2 separate regions of the Homo sapiens genome follow, and region 1 is linked to region 2. A link is a loop called in an ENCODE intact Hi-C map of the cell type or tissue named here. Cell type or tissue: K562. All regions are shown on one strand. Each heading gives the region's core, and the rest is flanking DNA. Links, peaks and the distances in the headings are about the cores only.

Region 1 (17,752 bases), core at 5,030-13,029, 210 kb before region 2:
GTTTCCAAAAAAATATTAACATCCAATTTTAGCTACCTAAAAATGTGAAGACCTTTACAGATGTTCAATGGTATATTATAAAATGGTAAACTTATAATAAAGAAATGAGCAAAGGTTCCCAAAATGAGCAGTAGAATGACTGGCAGTAAAATAAAAATAAAAAAAAATAGGAGGTCCAAACACAAAATATTATGTAGTGTCCTAACTATATTTTACTGATTTTTTGATAAGCTCCCTAGTTCATCCTCTTATTTGATCTAATAATCAGACAAGCAGTTCCCTGATGTTACAGGCAAATGAATTACCCTCAGAGTTTCCAAAGAAACGTTTGAGAAAACAATAGGGAAGAACTGCAGCAATCTGCTACTGCAGTGATGTGAAGACACACTGTTGAGGTTAAAAGTCAAAGGTCAAGTTGGTGTTATTCTCTTGGTCCTTCTGCAGTTGATTAAACAATATTACTTGAGATGAAAGCAATCAGTGAAAAGAATTATGATTACTTTATTAGCATTACTGAATAAATGTCTTTTCAGAATCCAAGTTATCACTCAAAAACATGTCATGTTGCCCTAAAATTACTTATTCAATTTCTGGCCAGAGAGGATTTCTTTATAAGAAAGACTTTCCTATTAAACTTCTCATTGAAGTTTAATCAATATGCTTCATCGATATGTGTCCCCTAAAGCAATCCTAGGATTTAGAAAAGGATCTAAGTATGTGGGCTTCTATGAGTAATATCTGAGTCTGAGCTTACTCAAAAGGTTGGTTTTCAGGCTGTTTCTTCTCTAATTCTAGAAAGCTCTAGAAGGCCATAGTAAATCCTCACAGAATACAACTAAAGCATAAAAATAACTTTCAAAGATTTATAATTAGCCGGAATAATTTTCTTTGGGATCTAATTCTTATTTACAAGTCATTTTAGAGACCCCAAATTAGGCAACAACATTGCAACATGACTAACACTGACTTCAGATTGGAAAAAAGCCATACATTTATTCAATAGGGAGTAAACAAGTTCTAGGGAAATATGTGAGAGAATAAATTAATAATATCATTTAGCAAGAAAAAAGAGCTCAATAAATATTATAGCCTAGCTTAAAAAAGAAAAAAAAGTATGTTTAGGCAATAGTTGTATCTCCTCACTAAAGGTATGGTAAGCTAAGATATAGCCAAAGCTATAGTAAACCAAGAAAAGCTCTTCTCTCCAGTGGAGAGAGGCAATGTTGCCTCTACAATCATGTGGTCACAGTGTGTATGGTAGAGTGGCAAGGCATCTTCTGTTCCCCTTAGTCCAAAGTATGCACCTTGGTTGATAAGCAGCTAGAAGGAGAAAACCAAATAGATTTAGATCTGAACTTTTAAAAACAGGTTTATGCAAACAGGCATTCCCACATTGAGCTGGGACTATATACTGGTAAAACCAATCTTGAAGACAATTTAGCAATATATATCAAGGGTCTTATGAGTGTATATGTCCTTTGAATAGGATATTTCACTTTAGCTTAAGAAAATAATCAGATTTTTTTACAACAATGGACTTCATAGAAAAAAAAACACAGGAAATCATTTAAATGACCAAAAAAACTATTATAGCTTTTTTTCAAAACCATTAATGCTCAGTATAAGTAGGAAAAAATCCAGATTACAAAAAATTATGCCCACCATTTTCTATTTTGTAAGTCTGTGTATGTGTGTGTATGTGCCTGTGAAAAAAATGCAGAAAGACTTAGAATAATTTTTCTGGGGTCTTTCTTTTTGTATTTTCAATTTTTTTCTATTTTTTTTTAAAAATTATGTATTAAAGGGATCGTTAGAGTGGTCAACTACCTTAAAGAGTATTATGAATTCATGGTTTAAAAAGGTGATTGAAAATAAGGCACCAGTGTAGGGCTGTTCACATAGCATGTTTTTCTAAAATAACCTCTTCCATCGTCTGTAGTAGCTACCTGAATTTCAGTGGGCCTAGCTCTAAAAAAGTTGAGAAATTGTACCAATATGTGTTGCATCATCCCTTAATTATTTGTGCCAGTTGATGGAAGCTGAAATGTGGAAAACATCAACCACATAATTCAAAATTAATTTGTACTGAGACTTGGAATATGACCAGACACATGTGCTTAGACATGAATGTATTTCTCCTCTTCCCTCACTAACCTTCAGGCCTTGTCCTCACCACTTCTTGGTCTGGGTCCAACTCACAGCCTGGGGCCAGCATGGCAGCACTGGTGAAGTCCCTAGGAATAAAAAAAATGTTTGAGAAAAGAGTGGTGACAATGACTGGGCTCTGAATTGTGAACATTTACACGTGTAAATGCAGAAACACCCATATACGATCATCCACATATTAATTTTCCACCTAGACTCATTACTTTTCCATAACTCTGATGAAAAGGGGAGTTTTATTTGTGTAGAATCTTTCCGATTTGGTGATAGTGGTGACTGGAATAATAGTAAGAAAAGATATCTTGGCAGGACTGGCTACATCATTTAAGGGACCCAATGCAAAATGAAAATGCAGGCTCCTTGTTCTAAAATGATTAAGAATTTTAATACTGAGACAGCAGAGCATGAAACCAAGCTCAGAGCCCTTCTAAATTCAGGTCTCTGTGTGACTGTACTGGTCACGGGCCCATGAAGCCAGTCCTGAGTTTTAGAGTCAGGTAGATATGGGATCAAATTCTCGATTTTTTCATTTATAAGCTGAGTATCTTGGCTAAATTATTTAAACTTTCAAAGTTTCAGTTATGCAATCTTAAAATGGGAGTGATGTGAGTGTGGCATTATTCTCAAGATTGCTGTGAGGATTAAAAGAGAGAGCATTCTATTAGGTGCATACCATAGTGCCTGGCTCAGGGAGACTGTTCATCTTCTCTATGTTGTATACTGCAGTTAGAGTTTGATATAGTTTGAATATTTGTCCCCTCCAAATCTCATACTGAAATTTGATCCCCAATGTTGGAGGTGGGGCCTAGAGAGAGGTGTTGGGGTCATGAGGATGAATCCCTCACAAATGGCTTGGTGCCATTCTTGCGGGATTGAGTGAGTTCTCACTCTTAGTTCCTGTTAGATCTGTTAAAGAGTCTGACACCTCCCTCCCCACCCCTCTTCCTCTCTCTCTCATTCTCTCTCTCTGTTCTTTCCCTTTACCATGTGATGCCTGCTCTCCTCTGCCTTCCACCATGAGTGGAAGCTCCATGAAGCCCTCACCAGAAGCAGACGCTGGTGTCATGGTCATACAGCCTGCAGAGCCATGAGCCAGATAAACCTCTTACTTTTACAAATTACCCAGACTCAGGTATTCTTTTATAGCAACATGAAACAGTCTAAGAAAGAGTTCATATTCTAAAGTGCAAACTTGAAAGTTTGATATGGTTTGGCTCTGTGTCCCCATCCAAATCTCATGTTGAATTGTGACCCTATGTGTTGGAGGTAGGGCCTGGTGGGAGGTGATTGGATCATAGGGGTGGTTTCTGATGGTTTGGCACCATCCCCCTAGTACTGTCTCATGATAGAGTTCTCAAAAGATCTGGTTGTTTGAAAGTGTGTAGCACTTCCCCCTTTGCTCTCTCTCCATCTCCTGCTCCGCCATGATGAATATATGCTTGGTTCTGCTTCATCTTCCGCCATAATTTTAAGTTTCCTGAGGCCCCGCAGCCATGCTGCCTATACAGCCTGCAGAACTATGAGTATATTAAATCTCTTTTCTTCATAAATTAGCCAGTCTCAGGTAGTTCTTTATAACAGTGTAAGAACAGACTTAATAGAGGGTTTCTCCCTGATTTAAGATTATTTTTGGTTATCCATTATCTACGAAACAAAATGAAAATGCACATTATGACATATAAGGACCTTAACTATTCAGGTTTTATCAATCTCTCTAAAACTTGCCACCTACCACTCTCACATATGTTCAAAGTATAATTTGTATTTATTTTCACTTTTCCTTAAGAACCAGTAAATATAATAGGCATAGATGACAAATAATAAATTAGCATGTGCCAGGCACTGTGCTAATCATTCTGTGGGAGGGAATACTCATTCTCCACTCCTGCTGTTTCCTCCCATGAGAGAGAGCTGCATGAGCTGTAACATTCCTGGATACTTCCACCTCCTCATTTATCCTCCCCTGGCAAGGATAAGTTGAGAGAATCTGGGTATTTGTATTCCAGCCTCTTTCTCTTTTGGTAGCAACTCTCACAGGGAGCATGATTTTAGGCAAGCTGTAAGCATAGTGGCAAAGACCTTTTCCCGGTGGAACGACCCATTGTCCAGGACTACCTGATACCAGTTGGTGAGCCTGTCTATTTCTGGTATTCAGCGTCAGGAAGCCTAAGTTCTCCAGTGTCAGCTTTATCAATGATAATGGTCTCCTGCCTGCGTTACTCTTGTCTGTTTCTAAATTGGTTCAGAACTTGGGTGGGGAAAATGGGTATTATTTACTGAGGATACGTAAGTATCCCAACAAAGTCTACATTCATTGTCTCCTTTATACCTCAGAGCTACCATATGAGGTAAGCATATCTATCATCCAATTTTTATAGATAAGGAAAGTAAGGATTAGCAATCAAGTAAGTGGCATAATCAAGATCTAAACAGTTCTATCTGATGCCACAGATTATGCCCTTACATTTTCCCATTTTGTTTTTGCATGAAGGTTTAATAATAAACTGATAAGAACATTCAAAATTTGAGTTCATGTTGAAAAAAAAAAAGCTAACACAGTATTATATGCAGTGTACTTATATTCTATCTGGCAGAAAAGTTAGCCAAGCTAAACTTAAATTCAGCACATGCTGAATTTTATTTTAGGGAGAACAAGCTGCAATCATAATAAAGAACTGTATTTACAGCTAACAGCAATACCCACGTTTCTCTATAGGTCTTACACTACAATCTGAAATTGCATTTCATGATTTACAAGGTCTGAGACATAAACAGTAAAAGGTATGTTTCTGGGAATTTTCTCATTAACAGCCACAAAACAAGCAATTTTATGTGGAATTGCTTTGTTCACCTTTTCTGAAATATGTGCAAGATCTCTCTTTGATGTTGAATCCATTCTGATTTGAACATCTCAATATTTTTGATGTTCCATGAACTCCTCCACACCCCACCTATCTCCGGGAAGCTCAGACCTCCCTACCTACTTGGTGAAAAGAAGGAAATTTAGAACATTTGAGCTCGCAGGCTGCCTACTTAAGACTACCCGAAGAATGAGCTCTGCTTACCCCTGTTCCTTCGTAGGTACATGAATGAGTCGTCAAAAATTCACTAATAGTTGATTAATGCAGTTGTGACAGTATGAAAAACAACAAAAGGAGTGCAGTGCTGAAGAAATTCTAGATCTTGCAGATTTAATGCATCCACTTATATCCATAACTCAATCCCTTTTCATATGACACTAGTTATTGTTGTTACTGTCTTCCATAACCATTCCTACCACGACTCCAGTCCAGGCCATACCCCCTTCTTCTTGTCACAAGAACATCAACACTCTGCAGTCTTTTCTTCTTTATCATGTCTTCATCCCTCCATACTTTGCTCACCAAGATGTGTTTTTCCATCTGTCATATTTGTCTAATCCTGTTGATTTAATGCACTATATTTCTACTAAGAAAACAGTACATACAAAATACTCCCAAGCATCTAACTACTTTTAAAAATATAGATCTTTCTAAATTACCCATATGTATTGCCTGACCTGGCATCTCTCTCTATTTTCATACAGTGCTCAGCACTCCTGATTAATTGTCTCTTTAATATTTTATCCAAAATTGCACTGGGAAACCAAGAAAACAGGACAAAGGAATGTCATTTGTACTTTTTGTAATCTTCATTATTTACCAAATGTATTTTTCTTATAACCACCTTTGTAGTACTTCAAGATATGCCTAACAGGCACTGTTAGCTCTTTTACAGGCCTGTGGATAATGGAAAGTATGGAGAATCCTGGCTTGGAAAGGCAATAAATAAGGTTATTTTGACACTACTCTCTATTGGAGGAATTGTGATTGTTTTTGATTTTGTTTCTGTTTTGAGAGAAGAAGCTTGCCTAATGGCAATCCATAAGACATTCTGGAGAACAGTTATAGATTCAAAATGTGAGTTTTAGTCTACTTGAATGTAGCACCTTGTTAACAAAAAGGCTTCACTTTTATTGCCTCACTGATAATTCACATAACCTGCTGACATAGTGCTATGGTCTGAATGTGTGTATACCCCCAAAATTTGTATACTGAAACTTAGTTCTCAAGGTGATGGTGTTAAGAGGTGGGGCCTTTGGGAGGTGATTAAATCATGAGGGCTCTGCCCTCAAGAATGATGTTAGGTACCCTCTTAAAAGGCCTTGAGTAAGTGAAGTTTGGCTCTCTTGTTCTTCCACCTCCCACCCCGTGATATTGCAGATTTCACAACAACAAGGCACCATCTTGGGAGCAGAGAGCAGCTCTCCAAACATTAATGCTAGCACCTTGATCTTGGGCTTCTCAGCTTCCATAATTGTAAGAAACCAATTTCTTTTCTTTATAAGTTACCCAGCCTAAGGCATTTTGTTATGGCAGCACAAACAGACTAAGACATATAGAGTTCATGGTGGCCACTTTTTAAAAAAATGTACAAAGAACTTGAGGCACTGAGAGGCAAATGACTGGCTCAAGAACATGCAAAGCATGATCAAGTAATTTTGAGGTATACATTTTTAATTCAAACTCCCTTGGTAATCTGATGGTGAAAAGAATTTTCAATTTTCAAATTTCCTAGACTACATGCAGGAGAGAACTCAGGAGCATGGCACCAACTTATTTTGTCTTATGTAGAAGGATATCTGACTTGAGGTTGAGAATTCCACATCAGAATCTATAGGCCTTTTCCCCTGCCCAGTAGAGTTTAGTTGCCTACCTTCAATCTCTGCCAACAGCAATCCTCTACCCCTCTGGTTTAAGCAGGCTGTTCTAAATAGTTGCCGGTGGTTACCGTGGTAACAGACGCTTAGGTTTCAGCTTCGAATGCCCCTTTTAATGAGGCAATTTCAAGAATATCTGTGATAAATTACCAGACCACAGACTTCACTGCAGGGAGTTTTGCTTTGGAAAATCTAATAAAAAGACAGCAGAAAGAATGAGCAGTAAATGCAACAGAGAAAATGGGGCCAGATTTGGAGGGGCAAATGGAAGAGATGCCAGATCTGACTACCAAAAGCCAAATCAGAATCAGTTCAAACCAGAGCTTTAAATTATAAACGGTCCCTGAAGGGCTTCCTGACATGCTGAGCCAAGATTCCTTGGGAGGAGGAATGGTAAAGTGAGAGGTGGTGAGGGCAAGAGTTGAGTATGTCCTGCAGAGGGCTGTGTATTTTAAAGCTTCCATTTTCTATTTTATCATTAATTGTAGTGGCTAAATCAGAAACGGTCTCCTTTTGTTTCTCCATTTCTCCATGTATGAGACCAAGAGACATTGCCACCTGGAGAGGACATAATGAACTAAAATGTGGACTTTCGCCTAAGTGAATTTCACAGCAACCTAGGTTATCCACATTTCCCAAAGACATACCTGACTTGATAATGGTCCAGGATTCTGTTATTAATCTCTTATCCATTGTACCCATTAAAAATTTCACAGAAGGGTAAACGTACTTAAACACATTGCTACACTATTGTGTGGAAAGAAACATCTCCTAATTACCCAAAGGAAGACATGTCATTCATCCTTGTTATGATTGAATATAAAAACTATGCCTCCACTATATAAAATAGCTTCAGTTTATACTTGGTTGAAGGCAAGAGGGTAGCCTAAAAGAGCCTTCACTTACACTGTAAGTGCCTTGCCAGGCTCCCTAGGTCCCTTCAGGAACATCTTACTCTCGCTGCTCACGGAAAGCACCAGGGAACAGATGCATTACAGTTTGTGACAGGAGAACAGCCTGTGGATTCCGCCTACTCCCTCCAGTCCATCTGGGAGGTGGGTGAGACAGGGAGCCCACAGAGAGGGGGGCTCTCCTGGGAATCCCTCAGGGTACCATGGCTATTGGTGCTTTATTTTCAGTAGATGGCACTGTGTCTATTGAGATAAGCAAAGGGAGATTCTAGATGGGAAATTTAATTGTTTCTAGAGAAAGCACAAGGCATGTGAGAATGCACGGTATTTTATTTTTGCCTTAGTTACATGATAACGCAAATACTATTCAGTATTCAGGTTACATTCTCTTTGGAGCCCATGGAATTTTATGATTTATTATTCTGGCTCCATCTTAGGCCTGTGGTGAAGCCCAGGGCCATCCTATACAGTATATACTTGGAATAAGAATAAATCATGCTGAATGTTCACCTCTGTTACCCAACACATACAGCAGCACCTATACTCCATCTGTGCCCTGGATCCCCACCTGTGCACTGGCTCTCTCCCTTTTTCCCAGACAGGAAACTCTGCCTGGAACCCAGGCAGTTCCTGCCTGGAACCCAGGAGTTTTTACACCCCAAGAATGAGACAACCAGAACAGTTTCTTGCACACTGGTGGTCCCATGGAGCAGACATTCTCCTTTGTCCGTCCATCCTTTTTCTTTTCTAATAGACATCCAGTTATTTTTTTCCTCTCTTCTGAGTATTTCCAGGAGAGTAAACTCTAGCACCAGAAGATGAATCAATTTTTTTTTAATTATGCTTTAAGTCTGGGATACATGTGCAGAACGTGCAGGTTTGTTACATAGGTATACACGTGCCATGGTGGTTTGCTGCACTCATCAACCCATCATCTACATTAGGTATTTCTCCTAATGCTATCCCTCCCCTAGCCCCCCACCCCCAACAGGCCCTGGTATGTGATGTTCCCCTCCCTGTGTCCCTGTGTTCTCATGAATCAATTTTATTTTAAGCCATATGTAGTCTTTTAAATGGGAGGAGAGAACCTCAAGTATGTTTCATAGAAAATGAACTGTAGACACAGGATGGAAGATGGAGGACATATGGGCCAAACACTAGGTGATGCACTTAATATAAAACTCTTTTATTCCTTATGATAATCTTGAGATAGATATTTTGCTACCTGTCTTACAGATGAGCAAATGGAAGTTCAGTAAGTTTAAATAATCTACCTAAAATCATCCTCAATATTGACTGGGCATATAATGAGATTCTAAACTTTTGAGTAGTTTGCTAGAATACTTCTGGAAAGGGACTTGCATGGAGAAACTTACTTCTGTCCATTGACATTATCTTCTGAATATGACCCCTGGAACTGCAGCAGTCATCTTGAGACAATTATGGAAGGACACCTAAGAGAACAAGATAAAAGTCCAAAGACAACAGAGCAGAATGATAGAAAGAACCTGGAACCTTGATGATACCTTTTGAGCTGCTGATTTAATCAACCTTCAAACTTCAGATGTATGTTTTAGCCACTTTGAGATATGTCTTCTATTACTCATAGCCTGAAATACCCTAAACAATACTACCTAAATACTCTAGCCATAGATGACTAGAAAATGTATTAGTGCCTGAGCCATAGGCAGCCATCCATAGGATGACTGCTGAGGAGGTAGGATATGAAAGTTCACTCATCCAGGCATCCAAATTGGATAATATCTAATGAAACCAATCAGATCCTTTCTAGGGGCATCTGAATAAGACAGCATTTTCCCTGTCTCCTCAGGAACCTTGCTCCATCAATTAACCCATCTCTCCTGTGTCTTCAATGTTTTTTCCTTAAACTAACACTTTTTTTTTCTTTTCTTGAGACAGAGTCTCACTTTGTCACCCAGGCTGGAGTGCAATGGTGCAGTCATGGCTCACTGCAGCCTCGACCTCCTCTTGGGCTCACATGATCCTCCCACCTTAATCTCCTAAATAGCTGGAACTACAGGCATGTACCACCATGCCTGGCTAAGTTTTTGACTTTTTTTTGTACAGATGAGTTCTCACTGTGTTTCCTAGGCTGGTCTTGAACTCCTGGCCTCAAGCTTTCCTCCTGCCTCAGCCTCTCAAAGTGCTGGGATTATAAGCATGAGGCACCACCTAACTAACCCCTTCTTAAATACCGTTTAAGTTTTTCCTATTAAAAACAAACAAAACATCCTTTGTCAAATACAGAACTTCTTCCAATACCACTCAAAATAGCTCCTCTCTTTCACAGTCCACTTCTTAAAATAGATGTCTCCAGTTTCTATCCTTCAAGTCACTCTTCAACCCATTGCAATTTACACCTGCAGTTCCCCAACAGGACAGCTGCTCTTATGGACTTTACAAAATAGTAAGAAAATAGGTTGTCAATTGCTGAGTAACACACTACCTCAAAACTTAGTCATTTAAAACAACAGACACCACTGATTATCTGCCATGATTCTGTGGGTTGACAAGGCTCAGTTAGACAATTCCTCTGTTCTGCACAGAACTGCAGTCACCTGGAGGCTTGACTGAGCTGGAACATCCACTATGGCTCATTGACATGGCTGGCAGATGGTGTTTGCTTTTGGTTGGGAACTCAGCTAGAAGTTAGTCCTTCTCCTCCTGGCCTCTCTACATGTGGGCTTCTCTCAACATGATGGCTGAATTTCAAGAGGAACAATTTCAACCTTGTGAAAATAGAAGCTGCTCAGCCTCAGAAATTAAAGAACCTCACTTCTGCCACATTGGTCAATACAAGTCCAATCCAGCCCAGATTCAACAGAAAGCAAATAGACTTCACTTCTTGATAGAGAGAACAGCAAATAATTTACAGCTATCTTTAATGTACCACAGTTATTAATGAATTTCTTTATTGTTAAATCCAATGAAAACATTGTAGTCCTTATTTTCTGTGGCACCTTGATTCTGGAAATACTTTCTTCCTTCAACTTTCATGACAACACACTCTCCTGCTTGTCCAGGCACTTCTAGGGCTTCTCCTTCTCTTTTTTGGGAAGAATCTTTTCCTCAAAGTCAAATATTACTGTTCCTTGGAATTCCATCCTTCTTCTTCTTCTATTATCACTATATTCACTCTTACTGGGCATTCTAATAAACTTACTAGGCTTCCATTACTATCTACATACTAATCACTCAAATCTATACTATACTCACAGTTCATATTGCTCACTTTAGTTTCAAATCTAGATATCGCACTCTTTATTGATCATCTCTAGTCTCCATTTGAATATCCAACAAGTATCACAAATTCAAAAGGTCTAAAACTGAGCTTGTTGCATTTTCTCCCAAAGCTCCTATTTCAATGTTATCTGTTTCTATGAATAGCACCATATCCCTTCAGTTACATGATGCAGAAAGCTAAACATTTTTCCTCTTCTATTTTCTTCAACCCTACATTCAGTCACCATAGCTAGTTAATATTATATCTTTAACATTTTTCAAATTTGTCGTCAGCCTCTGTTCTCTAACACTTCAGTATTGAACTCCAGTTTAGACTACTATCATCTTTTATCTGTTTACTCCAGCATCTTGTATCAGTCTTCTTACCTCCACACTGGCCTCCTCTTTAATCCATTTTTCATGCTGTCAGAGTGAAGTTTTTAATGGTAAAATCGGATTACATTGTGCTCAATTCAGCAACACATATACCAAAATTAGAACAATTCAGAGAAGACTAGTATGGCCCTTGTGCAAGGATGACTTAAGATTTGCAAAGCATTTCATATTTTTTCTGTATCCAAGGGCACACAATGTACTGGAGATGATCAGTAAAGAGTAGGATATCTAAATTTGGAATTATGTATTATAATTTGCATGACAATAACAACAAAAAATGAGGGGAAAGGGGATGGGCTATATGGGAACAAAGTTGTGTATATTATTGTAATTAAGTTGGCATTAACTTGAAATAGATTGTTATAAATTATGATGTTGTAATTCTAACAGCAACCTGTGATGATTAATTTTATATGTCACCTTGACTGGCCTAAGGAATGGGAATGCCCAGATAGCTGGTAAAGAATTATTTATGGGTGTGTCTGTGAAGGTGTTTCTTGACAAGGTTAGTATTTGAATCAACAGACTGAGCAAAGAAGACCCACCCTCATCCATGTGGGTGGACATAATCTAATCTGTTGAAGGCATGAATCAAATAAAAAGGCAGAGGAAGGGTTAATTTTCTCTCTCTTCTTGAATTGGGACATTCGGCTTCTCCTGCCCTCAGATATTGAAACTACTGGTTCTTGGGCCTTTGGACTTCAGGACTTCCAATGCCTCCACAACTCAAGTTCTCAGGAAATAGAGTTCCACCAGTGTACACCCTACACCAGGATTAAAGTTTTCAGGACTGGGACTTATGTCATCAGGTAGTCTTGTTCTCAGGCCTTTGAACTTAAATTATACCACTGACTTTCCTGGTTTCCCAGGAAATATGCAGACAGTATATCATTGGACTTCTTGGCCTCCATAGTTCCATGAGTCAATCCCTATAATAAATCTCCTCCTACATATCTCTATATAGCCCATTGTTTCTGTTTCTCTGGAGAACCCTGGCTAACATACACCCACTAAGAAAACAATTCAAAAATAGCACAACAGAACACTAGGTAGAGTTCTAAGGTTTTTTACTCTAGTTCTTGGTGCCTGGATGGCCCCCCGACCCACACAAGACCTGGGGGAATTTGCTGCCCTGAAGAGAAGGACATAGGCCTGGCTGGTTTTGCCAGCTAATGATTGTAGAGCCCTAGAGCATTGAGTGAACATAAGTGGTAGCCAGGGAGTGGTTACAGCAGGCCTTGGGCCAGACCCAGTGCTGTTCTCGCTTTAGGTCTGACCCAGCACAGTCCTAAGGGTGGTAGCCACAGGGGTGCTTGTGTCACTCCATCCCCAGCTCCAGGTGGCTCAGAACAGAGAAAGAGAGACTCTCTTTGTTTGGGAGAACGTAAAGGAAGAGAAGATGAGTCTCTGCCTAGTAATACAGAGAATTCTTCCAGATCTTGTCCAAGAACATCAAGGTAGTACCTCTATGAGTCTGCAAGACCCAGAGCATTGCTGCCTCCTAAAGCAGATACAGCTTAGATCACAAAACCCTAGTCCTTTCAAATAGCTGGAAAGCCTCCCCAAGAAAGATGGGTATGAACAAGCCCAGACTGTGAAGACTACAGTAAATACCTAACTCTTCAATACCCAGACTCAGAAGATCTACAAGTATTAAGATGATCCAGGAAAACATGATCTCACCAAAAGAAGCGAATAAGGCACGTGGGACCAATCCTGGAGAAACAGAGATATGTGACTGTTCAGACAGAATTCCAAATAGCTATAATGAAGAAACTCAGAGAAATTCAAGATAACACAGAGAAGGAATTCAGAATTCTATCAGATAAATCTAACAAAGAGATTGAAATAATTAAAAAGAATAAATAGAAATAATGGAATGAAAAATGCAATTGACATACTGAAGAATGCATCAGAGTCTTTTAATACAGAATTGATCAAGCAGAATAAAGAATTAGTGAGGCTGAAGGTAGGCTATTTGAAAATACATAGTCAGAAGAGACAAAAGAAAAAAGAATAAAAAACAATGAAGCATACCTACGGAATCTAGAAAATAGCTTCAAAAGGGAAAAGCTGAGAGTTATTGGTCTGAAAGAGGAGGTAAAGAAAGAGATAGGGATAGAAAATTTAGTCAAAGGGATAATAACAGAACTTTCCAAACCTAGAAAGATATCAATATCCAAGTATAAGAAAGTTATAGAACACCAAGCAGATTTAATCCAAAGAAGACTACCTCAAGGCATTTAATAATCAAACTCCCAAAGGTCAAAGATGAAGAAAGGATCCTAAAAGCAGCAAGAGAAAAGAAACAAATAACGTACAATGAAGCTCTAGTACATCTGACAGGAGACTTTTCAGTGTAAAACCTTACAGGCTAGAAGAGAGTGGCATGACATATTTAAAGTGCTGAAGAGAACAAATTCTTACCCTAGAATAGTATATCCCACAAAATTGCCCTTCAAACATGAAGGAGAAATAAAGACTTTCCCAGACAAAGAAAAGCCAAGTGATTTCATCAACACCAGACCTGTCCTACAAGAAATGCTAAAGGGAGTACTTCATTCAGAAAGAAAAGGATGTTAATGAGCAAGAAGAAATCATCTAAAGTACAAAACTCACTGGTGATAGTCAGTACACAGAAAAACACAGATTATTATAACACTGTAACTGTGGTGTGTAAACTACTTTTATCTTAAGTAGAAAGATAAACAGTGAACCAATCAAAAATAATAACTACAACGTTTTAAGACATAGTACAGTAAGATATAAATAGCAACAATAAAAAGTTAAAAAGCAGGGGGACGAAGTTAAGACATAGTGTATTAGTTTTCTTTTGGCTTGTTTGTTTATGCAAACAGTGTCAAGTTGTTATCAGTTTAAAATAATGGGTTATAAGATAGTATTTGCAAGCCTCATGGTAACCTCAAATTGAAAAACATACAGTAAGTACACAAAAAATAAAAAGCAAGAAATGAAATCATATCACCAGAGAAAATAATCTTCACTAAAAGGAAGACAAGAAAGAAAGGAGGAAGAGAAGACCACAAAACAACCTGAAAACAGATAACAAAATGGCAGGAATAAGTCCTTACTTATCAATAATAACACTGAATGTAAATGAATTAAACTCTCCAATTAAAAGAAATAGAGTAAATGAATGGATTAAAAATAAATAAATAAAACTAGGCCCATTAATCTGTTGCCTACAAGAAATGCACTTCACCTACAAACACAAACATTGAATGCAAATAAAGGGCTGGAAAAAATATATTTCACGCCAATGGAAACCAAATAAGAGCAAAAGTAGCTATACTTATATCAGACAAAATAGATTTCAAGACAAAAACTATAAGAGACAAAGAAGGTCAAGATATAATGATAAAGGCATGAAATCAGCAAGAGAATATAATAATTTGAAACATATGTGCACCCAACACTGGAGCACACAGAAATATAAAGCAAATATTATCAGAGCTAGAGAGAGAGAGAGAATCCAATACAATAGTAACTGGAGATTTCACCACCCCACTTTCAGCACTGAACAGATCTTCCAGAGAGAAAATCAACAAAGAAACATTGGGCCATGGCCCAAAGAAACATTGTACTATATACCAAATGGATCTAGTAGACATTTACAGAACATTTCATCCAATGGCTGCAGAATACACATTCTTTTCCTCAGTACATGGATTATTCTCAGAGATAAACTATGTGTTAGGTCACTATATGTTAGGTCACAAAACAAGTCTTAAAATATTCAAAATAATTGAAATAATATCAAGCATCCTCTCTGACCACAACAGAATCATACTAGAAATCAATAAAAAGGGCGGGGCGCGGTGGCTCACGCCTGTAATCCCAGCACTTTGGGAGGCCAACGCAGGTGGATCACGAGGTCAGGAGATCAAGACCATCCTGGCTAACACAGTGAAACCCCGTCTCTACTAAAAATAAAAAAAATTAGCCAGGCGTCGTGGCGGGCGCCTGTAGTCCCAGCTACTCTGGAGGCTGAGGCAGTAGAATGGCAAGAACCCGGGAGGCGGAGCTTGCAGTGAGCGGAGATCACGCCACTGCACTCCAGCCTGGGCAACAGAGCAAGACTCCATCTCAAAAGTAATAATAATAATAATAATAAGAAGAAGAATTTTGGAAACTATACAAATACTTGTTTAGTATTTGTATGTGCATTAGTCCATTTTCATGCTGCTGATAAAGACAGACCCAAGACTGGTCGATTTACAAAAGAAAGAAATTTAATGGGCCAGGCACAGTGGCTCATGCCTGTAATCCCAGCACTTTGGGAGGCCAAGGTGGGCGGTTCACAAGTTCAGGAGATCAAGACCATCCTGGTCAACATGGTGAAACTCTGTCTCTACTAAAAATACAAAAATTAGTTGGGTGTGGCAGCGCGTGCCTGTAATCCCAGCTACTCGGGAGGCTGAGAAAGGAGAATCTCTTGAACCCAGGAGGCGGAAGTTGCAGTGAGCTGAGATCATGCCACTGCACTCCAGCCTGGTGACAGAGCTAGACTCCATCTCAAAAAAAAAAACAAAGAAAAGGGTTTAATGGACTTACAGTTCCACATGGCTAGGGAGGCCTTGCAATCATAGTGGAGGGCAAGGAGGAGCAAGTCATGTCTTACATGGATGGCAGCAGGCAAAAAGAGAGAAGTTGTGTACAGAAACTCCCCCTTATAAAACCATCGGATCTCATGAGACTTATTCACTATCATGAGAACAGCATGGGAAATAACTGCCCCATGATTCAATTACCTCCCATGGGGTCCCTCTCACAACACATGGGAATTCAAGGTAAGATTTGGGTGGCAGCACAGCCAAACCATATCATTCCACCCCAGCCCCTCCCAAATCTCATGTCCTCACATTTCAAAACCAATCATGCCTTCCCTATAGTCCCCCAAAGTCTTAACTCATTTCAGCATTAACTCAAAAGTCCATAGTCTAAAGCCTCATCTGAGACAAGGCAAGGTCTTCCACCTATGAGCCTGTAAAATCAAAACAAGCTAGTTACTTCCTAGATACAGTAGGGTACAGGCATTGGGTAAATACACCTATTCCAAATGGAAGAAATTGGCCAACACTAAGGGGCTACAGGCCCCATGCAAGTCTGAAATCCAGCAGGGCAGTCAAATCTTAAAGTTTCAAAATGATCTCCTTTGAATCCATGTCTCTCATCCAGGTCATGCTGATGCAAGAGGTGGGTTTCCATGGTCTTGGGCAGCTCTGCTCCTGTGGCTTTGCAGGGTACAGCATCTCTCCCAGCTGCTTTCATGGGCTGGTGTTGATTGTCTGTGGGTTTTCCAGGTATATGGTGCAAGCTGTCAGTGGATCTACCATTCTGGAGTCTGGAGGATGGTGGCCCTTTTCTCACAGTTCCACTAGGTGGTGCCCAGGTAGGGACTCTGTGTGGGAGCTCTGAGCCCACATTTCCCTTCTGCACTGCCCTAGCAGAGGTTCTCCATGAGGGCCTCACCCCTTCAGCAAACTTCTTCACCCCTTCAGCAAACTTCTTCTAGGTTTCCTCTGAAACCTAGATGGAGGTTCCCAAAACCCAATTCTTGACTTCTGTGCACTCATAGACTCAATACCATGTGGAAGCTGCCAAGGCTTGAGGCTTGCACCCTCTGAAACCACGGCCCAATCTCTATTTCAGCCATGGCTGGAGTGGCTCGGATGCAGGGCACCAAGTCCCTAGACCGCACACAGCATGGGACCCTGGGCTTGGCCCACAAAACCATTTCTTCCTCCTAGGCCTCCAGGCCTGTAATGGAAGGGGCTGCTGCAAAAGTCTCTGAGATGCCCTGGAGACATTTTCCCCATTGTCTTGGGGATTAACATTGGGATCCTTGTTACTTACGCAAATTTCTGCAGGCATCTTGAATTTCTCCTTAGAAAATGAGTTTTTCTTTTCTATTGCATTGTCAGGCTGCAAATTTTCTGAACTTTTATGCTCTGTTTCCCATTTAAAACTGAATGCCTTTGACAGCACCCAAGTCACCTCTTGAATGCTTTGCTGCTTAGAAATTTCTTCTGCCAGATACCTTAAATCATCTCTCTCAAGTTCAAAGATCCACAAATCTCTAGGGCAGGGGCAAAATGCCACCAGTCTCTTTGCTAAAACATAACAAGAGTCACCTTTGCTCCAGTTCCAAACAAGTTTCTCATCTCCATCTAAGACCACCTCAGCCTAGATTTCATTGTTCATATCATTATCTGAATTTTGGACAAAGCCATTCAACAAGTCTCTAGGGAGTTCCAAACTTTTCCACATTTTCCTGTTT
Region 2 (12,650 bases), core at 4,604-12,603:
CAGGGATTATTTCAGAGACAAGGAGTCAGCCCAGACACAAAATAAACAGATGGCACTTTTTTTTTTTTCTCAGCTTCAGCAGTTCAAGTGCAGGATGACTTAGGAATCCTTATCACCTTCAGCAGAGCAAGAAGGGGAAGATGATGTAATTCTCTCTTCCCCACTCCCTATTGAAGGTGCCATTATTTCACCGATAGGGATAAAATATGGCAGCAAAGACCAGGGAAAAAATGACAGCAAGGAGCAGGGGCAGCTTTTTCTCTACTAGGCAGCCAAGTCCTGCACTGACCCCTCCAAGCTGACGAGTTGCAGGTATGTGTTGTGTTTTGATGATTCTAATCACCATAGCCCAGAGTCCTCAAATCAACCATCCAGAGAAGGACCACCCACAGAGCCCAGCTGTTCTATTAATGTATTAAATAGTTCCTCATTTTTTTAAGGAACACTTGTATTTTACCTGTTCTTTTAACAAATTAACAAGCAAACAATAAACCTACCACACCACAAAATATTAATCTTCTATATTCGTGAGCCCAAGTAGGTGAACAGATGTGATGGTATGGCAAGCTCTTCTAGGAAGAAATGGTTTGCTCAGGCATGCCGGCTTGGTGACTAAGCCCTGCCTTAAGATCTGTGCTGACATTTAAAGACTTTATGGGCTCAGCCTGCTCTGAAAACCAGCATCAGGTCTCTTTCCACCTCTAAATCCTTTCTGTGAAGGGAAAATTCATTCTGAAGCAAATATTCGTCAGGCTTGCACTCCTGCCAACCACTGACGCTGTTGTGGGGTATGTAATGAACGGTGAGCAAAGTATTAATAGATGCAACTCACCCTCATGGTGCTTACAATCTATAGGAAAGGTGACATTCAACAGCCATGCAGACACAAGTATGGCTGTAGCTAAAGGGGGGTTCCTACTTTAAATCTGGGTGTGTGAACAAAGGCTTCTCTGAGGAAGTAACATGTAAGGTGAAATCTGCACAGTAGAAAGGCACTGACTAGGTGGAGAGGTGTTGACTGGAGGGAGATAAGCATTCAAAGTGGAAGGAATTCCATACTTAAAAGGACCTGAGATCCCTAAGCAGGAAGAAGAGGTCTTTTAAGAACTTCCAGTAACTGAAGAGGAAACTGAAGAGCATGCAAGGATCAGGTCAGCCAGCAGTTGTAGGCCAGGTTAATGACTGGTCTCTACTTTGAGTGTGATGGAAGCCCGAGAGAGTCAGGCTTGTGTATCTGAATGAATGGGAATGCCATTTCCTGAGGCAGGGAACATTGGCGGAAGAATACATCTGGAGTTCAAAATCATGGAAGTTTTTGTTGTTGATATTCAATTTATATGCAATCTTCTTTGAATGCCTCTATTTGCCCCCATAACTGCTGAAATACATTTTCTTCTTGGCTTTACAACAACTAGGTGTCAGTCTCTCGGATAAGGAAAAAAAATGATTTGAGTTCCCTAAATGAGTGTTTTATAATGAGAGATTATTTAGGCACTGGGTGTATTTTATCCCTGAATGTATAGCCTGTCCTCTTGTCAGAGGATCAAATGCCCCTCACTAGGCATTCCAGACGGACCTTTGTGTCTCTGTCTTAGGAGCTGGCTTGCTGGCAGTGATACCTAGCATTGCAAAATCCTTCTTAAAGCCTTTGTTTAATGCCAGAGATCTCAAATGCTTTCAATTCTGGAGAGGTGCCAAACTGTGCTCCCGGATTAGGAGACGATGGAAGGACTCCTATAATCTATAAACCTCATATAAGCTTGCCATTTCAAATGAATGAATTGTTTAGAGTGTTGGAAGGAGTCCAGGGATACTTGAGTTCCTTTTTTAGCTATACAAATTTTGAGCTATTGGACTTTTATAATTACAGTCTAATTTCTGCATTATGATTTGTACTACTTTGAGGTGAACTTGTAAAAAATTCAGCCTGTTCCTTTTGCTGCCCTCTAGGACAAATCATGGCCATGGGCCGGTTTGTTTACTTGTAGCATTTTCTTATTTGTCTTTTATGTCAAAGACATTAGTGGGAAATGTTGGTTTTTGTGCACCATTTAGAGTAATACTCAGTTTCAATGCCTTAAAGCATTGCAGAGTGCATGACTGGGCAGGCGTGAATAGGTAAGTCCACAGTGTTGTGATTGCTAAAGTCCCACTTAAACATAAATGTGAATACTTTTACCATGAAGTACAAGATTATACCAAATTGTGGACAGTTTTTAAAAGTCCACGATGTTCTTTGGTCTGCCTCTCTCTCTGCTAGTCCGGCATTAGACTCGGAGGAGGTGTGCCCAGGTGGTGAACTGAGGATCATACAGAGCAGGAAAAATCTTTTTAAAGAGCTGGCCATGGTGAACTCCTGGGATTCCCAGCCTGCACCGCTGGTTTGTGGAGCCAGCCCCGTATTCTCCCTGGCGGTTCCGAAGCAGTCCCTGTTTGTGGTCAGAACTCCCTGCTGTTCCCAGCCAGCCCAGGCTGCGAGTGTTTTCACACGGCTCTGGCTCTGGTGATACAAAGGGCACGCAGTGCCAGCCATAACACTGAGTAATGCCGGGAGGTGCCTTCTAGAACAAACAATGTGGGTGAGCTCTGCAGAGAGGGAATACCTCTGGCTTGACATTTAAATTACTGAATTATTCAAATGAATGTCAATTAGGTGGAGTAGACTTTCTGCCTTCTGCCAGGGCACTTCCTGGATATTCGCACAGGCAAGTGTAAAATACTTTACATCAGATACGGTGCTTCCTGTCAGTACTGTTGAAAATCAGTCACAGAATCTGATTATCTGTTCCTTGGTGTTCCTTGATGTGTACTGTATTTATATCACAGCCTGAAAGATTAGGAGTCCACACACCCATACCTGTGGCCCTGAAAGGGGTTTTGTGATCATTCTCGAACCCCACCCCCACTCCCACACCAAATAAAATATCACAGGCCCACACATGTTATGCTTATTCCTAAATTTGACAAGACTGAAAAAGTGAGTCATGGACATTTGGAGTCCCGCTGTCTTCCTTAGAATTGTGGATATTAAGATCCGAGAATGCTATTACTACCTTGCTTTAAACCTTCTTTGTTGACTTCATAATTCTAGTTCAGAAAATACTTCCATCTACTCCACTCTGTCAGATGAAATTGCCAAGGTGGCACGTAGCGAATGTGAGTGTGTGCATGCATGTGTGTGCACCTGTGTGGTCATCCTGTCATTCTTATGAATTTAGGGTCTTCATTTATATTTGGGTATATATAAAAAATAAATACATGATGAAGGACTTTGCTAATTAGTTATATGGGAATATACAAAGTAAGAAGATTGAACAGTGGATGAGGAACAGAATAGGAAAGAGAAGTTAGTGAAGGTTTTGTACTTCCCTGTTAGCTGTTAGACTCAGCTCAGGGTTCTTTCATATCAGAGATTGAGTTAATTATTACGTATCATTAACAGTTGTCTTTCCTTGCCTTTTTCCCCAGTTGTGGAGGGTAGGTTATGAAAACCCTGGTATTTCACATCTTACTGAAAAGAATCACCAACTTACAGGCAGTTAATCCCTGGTTGTCCACATACAACTACAGGAAGTATATAAAGAATTTAAGGAGAGTGCTTAATAAACAGATGAATCTCTTTGATTTAGTTTGTGACCCTGCAGGATTAAAGCCTAGGTACACCACAGAGTTAGGTATAATGAGTTAAATTTTACTGAAGGTGATATTTACTTGAGGCTGTCACGTCTGGCAAACTCTTTAGGTTATAGTCCAAACGTCTGCCAGGCTCCCTGCACAGCCTGTCAAAAACTAGAGACCTTGGAAAAGCAGTGCCCCTTCCTGCATCTGTGTACTTAGAATTTAGTTTGGGATGGAACTTTAAAAACAGTTTATTTTGAGAGCACATTAGAGAAATGATTGTTGTTGTTACTTTATTTTTTTAAAATTTGGCATTTTTAAATTACAAGCATGGGTGTCCTTAATCCTTTGGTTCCCTGGACTGTCCGTTTAGGACCATTTAGGACCAATGATGAGCAGGCTCTCTTCTAGTCTAGCGTTGCTGGTTTATTGTTATTCTTAGCAGCCCATACGTTCAGCGAGCTGAGTAAATCATACTCGTCAATTCATTGTCAGTCCATGAACAGCTCTCTCCTACTTTATTTTTATTTTGCTCCTTCATCCCAGTGCTAACCCCTTATCCCCAAACCAGTGTCAACAGGCACATACTCTTCAATGGGTTAGGTATATATCCTGGGGTATCTATGATCTTTTAAAAGTACTCGGGATGTTAAAATACATGTTTGTGTTTCAAATTTACATAAATTGCATTATTTCAGGTTTAAGCATAGTCTTTTCAATTCTCTGCCATAGATCACAAGCAAATTAGTCTGACACCATGAACTCTCCCCCTCACTCCACCCATCCACTTCCCTCCAAAGAATCATCACCTGTTGGGCAGCATAGTTGGCAGCCCTCAGCCTGCTTTGTGCCATTCAAGAGTGGCAAGCATGTCTAGACTCCCTGGAAATATTATCCTTCAGCTCTCTTTTGGCAAGTGTAAACTTTTTGCTGGATTATGTCAACAGATATACATGTTTCTCATCCTCATAGAAATAGATTGGTGCTGGAATTTCCTTCGGATTTCTCCAGGCAAGGAACATAAAGACTATCTCTTTGCTCATTAAAACTTTTGCTCATTAAGAATGTTTGAGGGCTCTTGATTCTCAGGGGTGAGACTGGTGACATACATAGACTGTCAGCGGCTATTTTGGATTTTCTGCTTTCAGGCATGTCTTTGCTCTTGGATGAGCCCCTTGTGGTTTTCAAAGGAACTAGCAAGTCAATTATAAATAGAAGGCTGTGTCTGTGTGTCTGCATGCACTTACTCTGTGGGACGAGGCACCCACATTACAGTGGGCAGTGAACTATTTTTCCACTTCTTTGAAGAGGGAAGAAGAAAGATTAAGAATGCTTTTCTCTTTTTGAGATAACCCACATCTCTACACACACCCACACAAATCTGTGTAAATGAACTTGACATTTTCAAAGACCTTACCTTAAGGTCTCCTCTGGAAAGCACAGCCACCCAACCTGTTATTTTAAGAAAGAAGCATTTATCTCCTAGACCCACTACTGAGGGTTCAGGGATTAGAAGGCAGCCTCTATGTGCCATAGACCTTTGGAGGGAGCTCTGAAAGCTGAATTTCCTAATATGAACAGTGCTTCGGCAAAAGTGGCCTCAGCTAACTAATCAGTGGCCTCTAGGACTTGGCTGTTTACATTTTATCCTCTGTTTCCTTCCCCACTAGTAGAAACTGTGGGACCAGCAAGTCTAAACTAATCATACTGACAAGGGAAGAGAAAAGAGTAATGTGAAAATGCAGATGCAAATAAGTATTCTCAGAAAGAGACAATTAAGCAGAGTGATTAGATGTGCTTCCCTGATCATCCGTTTCTGCCTCTTTCCATTGCACCTTGAACTCCCTAGGTGTGTATTCTTCCAGTGGTCCCACCTGTCACCTTACTGTTCAAACATTATTCGGTTCTCTTGGTCTCCTTGTGCCCTCATTCTCCATATTTGGCACCATTTTTTTCCTGCCAGCCAAAAATTCTTAAGCAGGTGTTAATTCCCACTATAATCTATGTAAACTTTAGTGTTACCACTAGTGAAAAAGTTAGTCTAGGCATCTAGCTGGAAATATTGGTACCATGGATTGTAATTATAGATTGTACAGCCTTGCAAACTCTTATTATATTACAGGTTGAACATCTCAAATCCCAAAACCTGATACTTGAACTGCTCTGGAATCCAAACCTTTTTTAGCATTGACCCAATGCTCAATAGAAATGCTCATTGGAGCATTTTGAATTCTGGATTTTTGGATTTGAGATGCTCAGCCAGGATAAATACAACTATTCCCCAATCCAGAAAAATTTTTAAATTTGAAACTTTTCTGGTCTCAAACATTTCGAGTAAGGGATACTCAGTTTGTAGTATATTTCTGCCATGTACCTGCAAGAATGTCAGCATTCCTTGTTTTACGAGTTGATGGGGATTTGTACAGAGCTAGCAAAAATTAGTATTAATAGCTGCCATATATTTAGGAGCTTTTTTTTTGGAATAGAATAAAGGTGATAAACATTATGTTCCAGTAAAACATTTTATTTTGATGCAGTAATTGGGATCTTAGAGCCAATCACGCTGAAGGTTATATGAACACCACAGGGGGAGAAGCTCATTTTCAGAAGTCTGTGGACAGATGATAGCCAGTCTTTGTCCTAATATGATCTAAAAGGGTGCACAGCTTATATAAATGAATCGCTATGTTGAGAGGCAATTATTATTTGTTGGTTGGTTAGGTGACAAGGTGACAGAATGTGGACCTCATGGTTGATGGTGATGCTTAGCTTGACTTTCTGTTGATAGAGGTGTTTGGAATGGTCATTCCCTCAATGAAGGTGAAACTCATACGGTAATTCCTCTTTTTTTTTTTTTTCCCCTTCCTTTCTCTCCTTTGCAGATGAGAAGCCCAAGGTCAACCCCAAACTCTACATGTGTGTGTGTGAAGGTCTCTCCTGCGGTAATGAGGACCACTGTGAAGGCCAGCAGTGCTTTTCCTCACTGAGCATCAACGATGGCTTCCACGTCTACCAGAAAGGCTGCTTCCAGGTTTATGAGCAGGGAAAGATGACCTGTAAGACCCCGCCGTCCCCTGGCCAAGCCGTGGAGTGCTGCCAAGGGGACTGGTGTAACAGGAACATCACGGCCCAGCTGCCCACTAAAGGTTCCCATGGACTTTTCTATTTCTAGATCAAGGGGTTTTGTTAGTGTTGTCCTGGGTCCGTGTGGGTTAAAGATCTAAGTAGCTATGAGGCATTCCACCTACATTTTGAATCAGAGGCGAAGAGCTACAAGGAAGGTCACCCTGGGTGAAGAAGAGAAAGGAACAGCCTTTTGGCATCTAAAAGAAGGATGGGCATTTTGGGGAATGTAAGCAAGGTGATGTCCATCTTGGGGACAGCTTAGCTGACCAGTTAGCTTTCTCTTGGTTGCTGTGACTCAGGTGAACAGCTCCCAATACCTTTTTATGTTACTGACCCATGATGTCATTCATAATTTCTGAAACAATTCTGCTAGTAAATACTCATCTCTGTGTCAAGTGTGTAGGGAGGAAAACAGAACGGACTGGTGACTGAGTGGAATGCCTTTCCTGTTTTATGAGGAAGGAGATAAAAGAAGGCTCACTGACCTCTTCTCCCATATCTGATGCCCAGTGACCCTATCACTGAAATTTGAAGCAGGATGAGATTTCGCACAAACCCTGTAGTTTTTGTGGAATCTTCTCTCTACCATCAGTACAGATTGCATATGCTAAGGAAACCAGTCCAGCTCTGAAACTGTTTCCCTATTAAATGAGCCCTAAATTGCAATCTTAAAGTCTCTGCAAACATTTATGTAAACTCATTCCAAGCCAAATTTATTCTCTTACCATATAGTACATTTTTAATAGGTTTAGTTATTTAATTTTGCACTCAGAAAAAAGAAACAAACCAAAAAGTGGAGGAGAGGTAACGACGAGCATCCAAAACTAGAAATGTCAGCCAGCAAGAAAGGAGGCAGAAGAACAAAAAAGCTGATGCAAGATCATGTTCTAGTAATTTTGAAGTTATGGTGATGACTTTAAGGCATATGGAAAAGGTTAAATTCTGACAAGCAAATAGGATTGAATAATCAAAGAGGGTTTTAAAGGAGATCAAGTATTTACATGGTTAAAACTAAAAGGGTCCTTGATGGAATAAAATTTACTGTTATACTTTGTGAGTTAAATTTTTATTAATTGGGTGGATGGACATAAACAAATGTCTGAATTCATACAAACATTATTATACCAACTGTGAAGTTTCTAATCTGCAGATCACTCTGCTAGACCTTGAGTTTTAATAGAAGATTTTTTTTTTTGAATTTAAGGACATTCTAATCTGATTAGCGTGGCCACAGTATTTATAATTCAGCGTTGCATTTTGTTAGTTTTACACTTTCTCATGCAAATGACATATGCCATGGAGTATGATGTATGCCAAGCTGTTGATTAGTTGGGCTTGGAAAGTTAAACAAATACGTAAAGGAAGTTAAGCTTGTGATTGGATGGCTGAAGAGACCAGTAATATGGAAATGGGTAAGGCCTCTGTAGGGAAGAACAGGGCCTGATGACATAATGTCATGGAGAGGTCTGAACCCAGGGAGTGAATCAGTGAATGAATGTCTGAATAAGCGAGTAAATGAAGAGAGGAATGAATGGGTTCCTAGGCAGAAATTGTGATGTAAAAAAATCAGTGAGAAACCAGCAGTAGACACCCAGGATATATTAAAGACAGAGACCACAGATGGGTAATTTGGTTTTAGCTCAGGTAGCCCTTTCTCTTAAGGATAGTACAGTGTCTGTAAGGGCTTGATGGCGAAACATACCAAATCCAAGTTAATGAGAGTAATATCAAAGATTTGTACAGTACTTTATATTTTAAAAGCACTCTCACATTCATACATTAATGCAATTGATTCTCAGTGGAATTTTTTCAAATTCTAGTTGTGTCTAATTGAATGATGGTTAAAATGTCTGGGCCATTGGCCAGGCATTAGGAAGTGTTTTAGTTTTAATACTTCGTGAGTTGTGAGACTGTGTGGTCAGGATCAGGAGCTACTTGTTAGGATATTGGTTATGCTAATAATAAGTAAGCAGTGATCCTTACAACTAATTCCCCCTTTTCCCTCCAACTCCAGGAAAATCCTTCCCTGGAACACAGAATTTCCACTTGGAGGTTGGCCTCATTATTCTCTCTGTAGTGTTCGCAGTATGTCTTTTAGCCTGCCTGCTGGGAGTTGCTCTCCGAAAATTTAAAAGGCGCAACCAAGAACGCCTCAATCCCCGAGACGTGGAGTATGGCACTATCGAAGGGCTCATCACCACCAATGTTGGAGACAGCACTTTAGCAGTAAGTCATGACCCCACAGGAAATCCCAAGCATAAGGAAGGTGTCTGGAGACACGTTCTTATTTCGAGCATGAAACGCTAACCAGTAATGAGTGACTGAACAGTGTACACACATGCTGTTGGTTACTTATGTCCTAAACAAGCACATGCTGGCACCTGTGTAGTCTTCCCATATCAGAACAGCCATTTTAGATAGACATTTAAATAAGGGATGGGATTTATTTTAGTAGTGTTGGTAGTTAGTTACTTTTCTCTGAGGGGTAAAGCAAAAGAGACAGAGAATGGTTGCCTACAGTTTTGGAGGGTTGGAATTTGTGGTCTTCAGTTACTCTATTTTTAGCCATAAAAGTGCTCCTTTAAAAAGGCACCTTTTGCTGAATATTAAATATTAATTTCCTTTCTAGATTATTTCAGCATCCTGTAATTTAAGGCTTAAAAACTTGACATCCAAAAAAGCAGCTTTTAAATTTTGTATGCTCCTGTGGTGCCCTCTTGTGGAGTGCAGTCATTTGGTTAAACCGGTGTTGTCCAATAGAAACATGTGCATCACATGTAATTTAAAATTTTCAAGTAGCCACCTTAAAAACAAACACATGAAAAAACCCAAAAAGTTTCGTAAAAGTAGATTTAATTTTAACAGATATTCAACCAAATACATACCATCTTTGTCATTTCAACGTATAATCGATTAAAAAATTATTAATGTAAATTTTACATTCTTTTTGCTTTTGAAGTAAATTTTCAAAATCTTGTGTGTATTTTACACCTATAGCATATATCAATTCACACCAGCCACAGTTTACTTGCTCATGGCAATGTGTGGCTAGTGATTAACCCGCTGGACTGCACAGTGTTAGAAACTATTGTATTTATACATTAAAAAATTATTCTTTTGCATATTTTTAAATGATAAAATCACATTAAAAAATGACTATCTCCTTCTATTTACCTTTTAAAATTGCTTACCAAGTGTTCATTTTAAAGACGCTTTGAACTTTAAGTGGGGAAAGGGTATCACTTGCTCTAAATAGAAGGTTATCATAAAGTGCAAAAGAAAAAATAATAACATTCTGCATGGATATTATGCTGAGTCTGATGCCTACTCTGAAAAATTTGAGATTTGTGGGTGTTAAGTGAGTGCAAGAGACATGCCAATACCAATTTGAGACTCCTTGTCACAATCCGATTAATTGAAAGACAATCAAAGTAATAACTTTCTAATGTGATTCAGTTTTACTTAATGCCATTGCCCATGTGTATTTGAAATCATTTTGCAGTAAGTCTTGTTCTGCTAGACAGCAAGCTTCAAAGTGTCTGATAGTTCTGCAGTTACACTTGCCCTGCAGCTCCCCTTATGCTGGAGAAGACTTCCCCTCACCAGTGACCATCTGGGTAGCACAGATGCTACACCTGGACAATTGCAGGACCCACCTGTGGCAGGTTGTCACAGACATTTGGTAGTGCCTGATATGGGCTGGGAAACATCCCATTCTACTGCCTGCCCCATCCATCACTGGGCCACTTTTTGGTATGTAAAAGGGGGAAGTAACCTTCTGTAGCTTCCATTTACCTACTGTTTAAACTGTGGTACAGTGGAACTGGGGAAAGAGAATGCAGTATAAGGACATTTCATTTCAAAAAGTAGAGAAATACAATTTTTTTTGTTAGATATATACTTAGAAGTCTATTTCAAGCTTTAAGGAAAATTAAATGAGTTTATTGAGTTAGTAGCAAGAAGATGTGAGGATGAATCCTGACAAAGCTTTAGCAAAGCAAGATTCTAAAATAGGTTAGTTAGAACTTCATTCCTCAGAGCTGCTAACATAACTAATTACCAAGGGCAATAATAGGAATATCTGGTATAAATTACTGTTTAAATGGCTTTTAGAATTTTGAGAGAGGAATGGAGCATATGCCAAAATAGTCCTTTAAACTCAACCATGTCATGTGACAGTGTATCATGATATAATAACACAGTAAAGAACACTATTTAAAACAAGTTGTCATTATTGGTCTACATACTTGCTTATTTAAGCAATATGCTCATTTGTATGTTTCAACAAAGCATGCCCTTACTAAACAGCACGTCTACATTGAAAAACAAGCCTTGGCCATGCATGGTGGCTCATGCCTGCAGTCCCAGCACTTTGGGAGCCCAAGGGGGAAGATCACTTGAGACCAGGGGTTAGAGACCAGCCTGGGCAATATAGTGAAACTCTGTCTTGAACTAAAGAAAAGAAAAGAACAAAAAGAAGGCTTGGCATCTGAGAGTTGGGATATACGTTTGTTAGTCTTGGGTTGATTTTTTATTTTTCTTTCCTTAGGTCTGTGAACAGGGTTTAGAAGCAGGATCATACATTATGGAAAAAATAACACATTAGTTTAATTTTCAGAATTATTCTTCTCGAAAAAGAATGAATGAATAAGGAGCAAAAAGAACCGCAAGAGAGAAAATGGTTAGGGAGATATGAAACTCTGCTTCATCTACACTCATTTTCTTGTTGATTATCCCTTTTGTGGTTTTTAAGGGTTCTAAATTTCTTCCGTTGGATGCTCAGCTTTTGGTAATTTTGCCGATCAACAGTACTTCACAGTGGTGCTCAGAAGAAGTGAAAGAAGATGAAATTCACACAAATCAATGTATTGCTTTAGTAGGCCAGCCAAAATGTTTGGGAAAGGATGAGCTTTGGGGAATATTAAGTCAATATTACTGCAACTCTACCTTTATCACCCATCGGCACAATATTGTTTATTACAGATAATCTATGCCTGATACCTGCTTCTTGGCTTATGCTGAGAGTAAGAAGGAAAACCTTATCAATGAACTAACTGGGAATCTTTTTGCCAACACCTTCATTTGTAGACATTGACTTGGGGCACTGGTTTTATGTTTTCAATGAAAGCTTTATTTGTTTTCTTTTCTGATTTGTGAGTGATTCACATTAAGAAATGATAAGTAGGTGTTGATATAGTTTTGCTCCTCACCTGCCTAAAAGGAAACCTCCATCCAGGCAGCCCGTTGCTGCCTGCGCTTACCAATTTAATGATCCACATGGTCATTGGAGTCTTTTCGTTACAAATCACATTAGAGTTGTTTGTTCCTTATTCCTAGTTTGTTTGTTCCTAATTAGAGTTCCTTAGTTGGTATGGCAACTAAAGTGAATCATTTGACAGATACTTAGTGAGAATAGCAAAATATGTAAATTATACCCAGTTCTTGAAGTTGAAAGGACCCCCCCCACCCTTTTCTGTTCCACCTGCTATTCTCTCTACTGCTTTCCTTGAGATCATATCTGCTTCTTGGGCTTTCTGATTTACACCTTCAACTTTGTCTGCTCAGCTTCTTTCATTATATATTTTATTTGGAAACTCTGTGTATAAGAAAGGACTACTTATCCTTCGGGAAAACCTATCATATATTAGGTGAAGTGCTAGCTTCTAGTATTCCGAAGAAATAAAACTTTTCCTGGCCAGGCGTGGTGGCTCATGCCTGTAATCCCAGTGCTTTGGGAGGCCAAGGCAGGCAGATCACCTGAGGTCAGGAGTTTGAGACCAGCCTGACCAACATGGAGAAACCCCGTCTCTACTAAAAATACAAAATTAGCCGGGCGTGGTGGCGCGTGCCTGTAACCCCAGCTACTTGGGAGGCTGAGGCAGGAGAATCACTTGAACCCGGGAGGT

The links. Peaks named below come from ENCODE experiments on the same cell type or tissue, not always from the same donor. Only the 100,000 strongest peaks of a DNase experiment are listed, where the experiment ranks them.
Region 1: a loop joins it to region 2, with 10 times the contacts of the local background. A loop is called at or near these places in 4 of 110 quality-filtered maps.

Annotation. Positions count from the first base shown.
Region 1 is chr2:157,979,662-157,997,413 of GRCh38, reverse strand. It overlaps the pseudogene RNU6-932P and a transcript of UPP2 not described here. Among named protein-coding and RNA genes, the nearest start is that of ACVR1, 110 kb to the right of the region's middle. In K562, for the core only: a CTCF peak has its summit at 8,035 (motif pointing right); no DNase peak of the experiment used is centred there.
Region 2 is chr2:157,774,451-157,787,100 of GRCh38, reverse strand. ACVR1 (activin A receptor type 1) reads left to right here. Exons shown (of 11, transcript NM_001111067.4): 4 at 6,501-6,764; 5 at 8,759-8,970. Among named protein-coding and RNA genes, the nearest start is that of ACVR1, 96 kb to the left of the region's middle. In K562, for the core only: CTCF peaks have their summits at 4,787 and 9,462 (motif pointing left); DNase peaks (open chromatin) are centred at 4,800 and 9,490.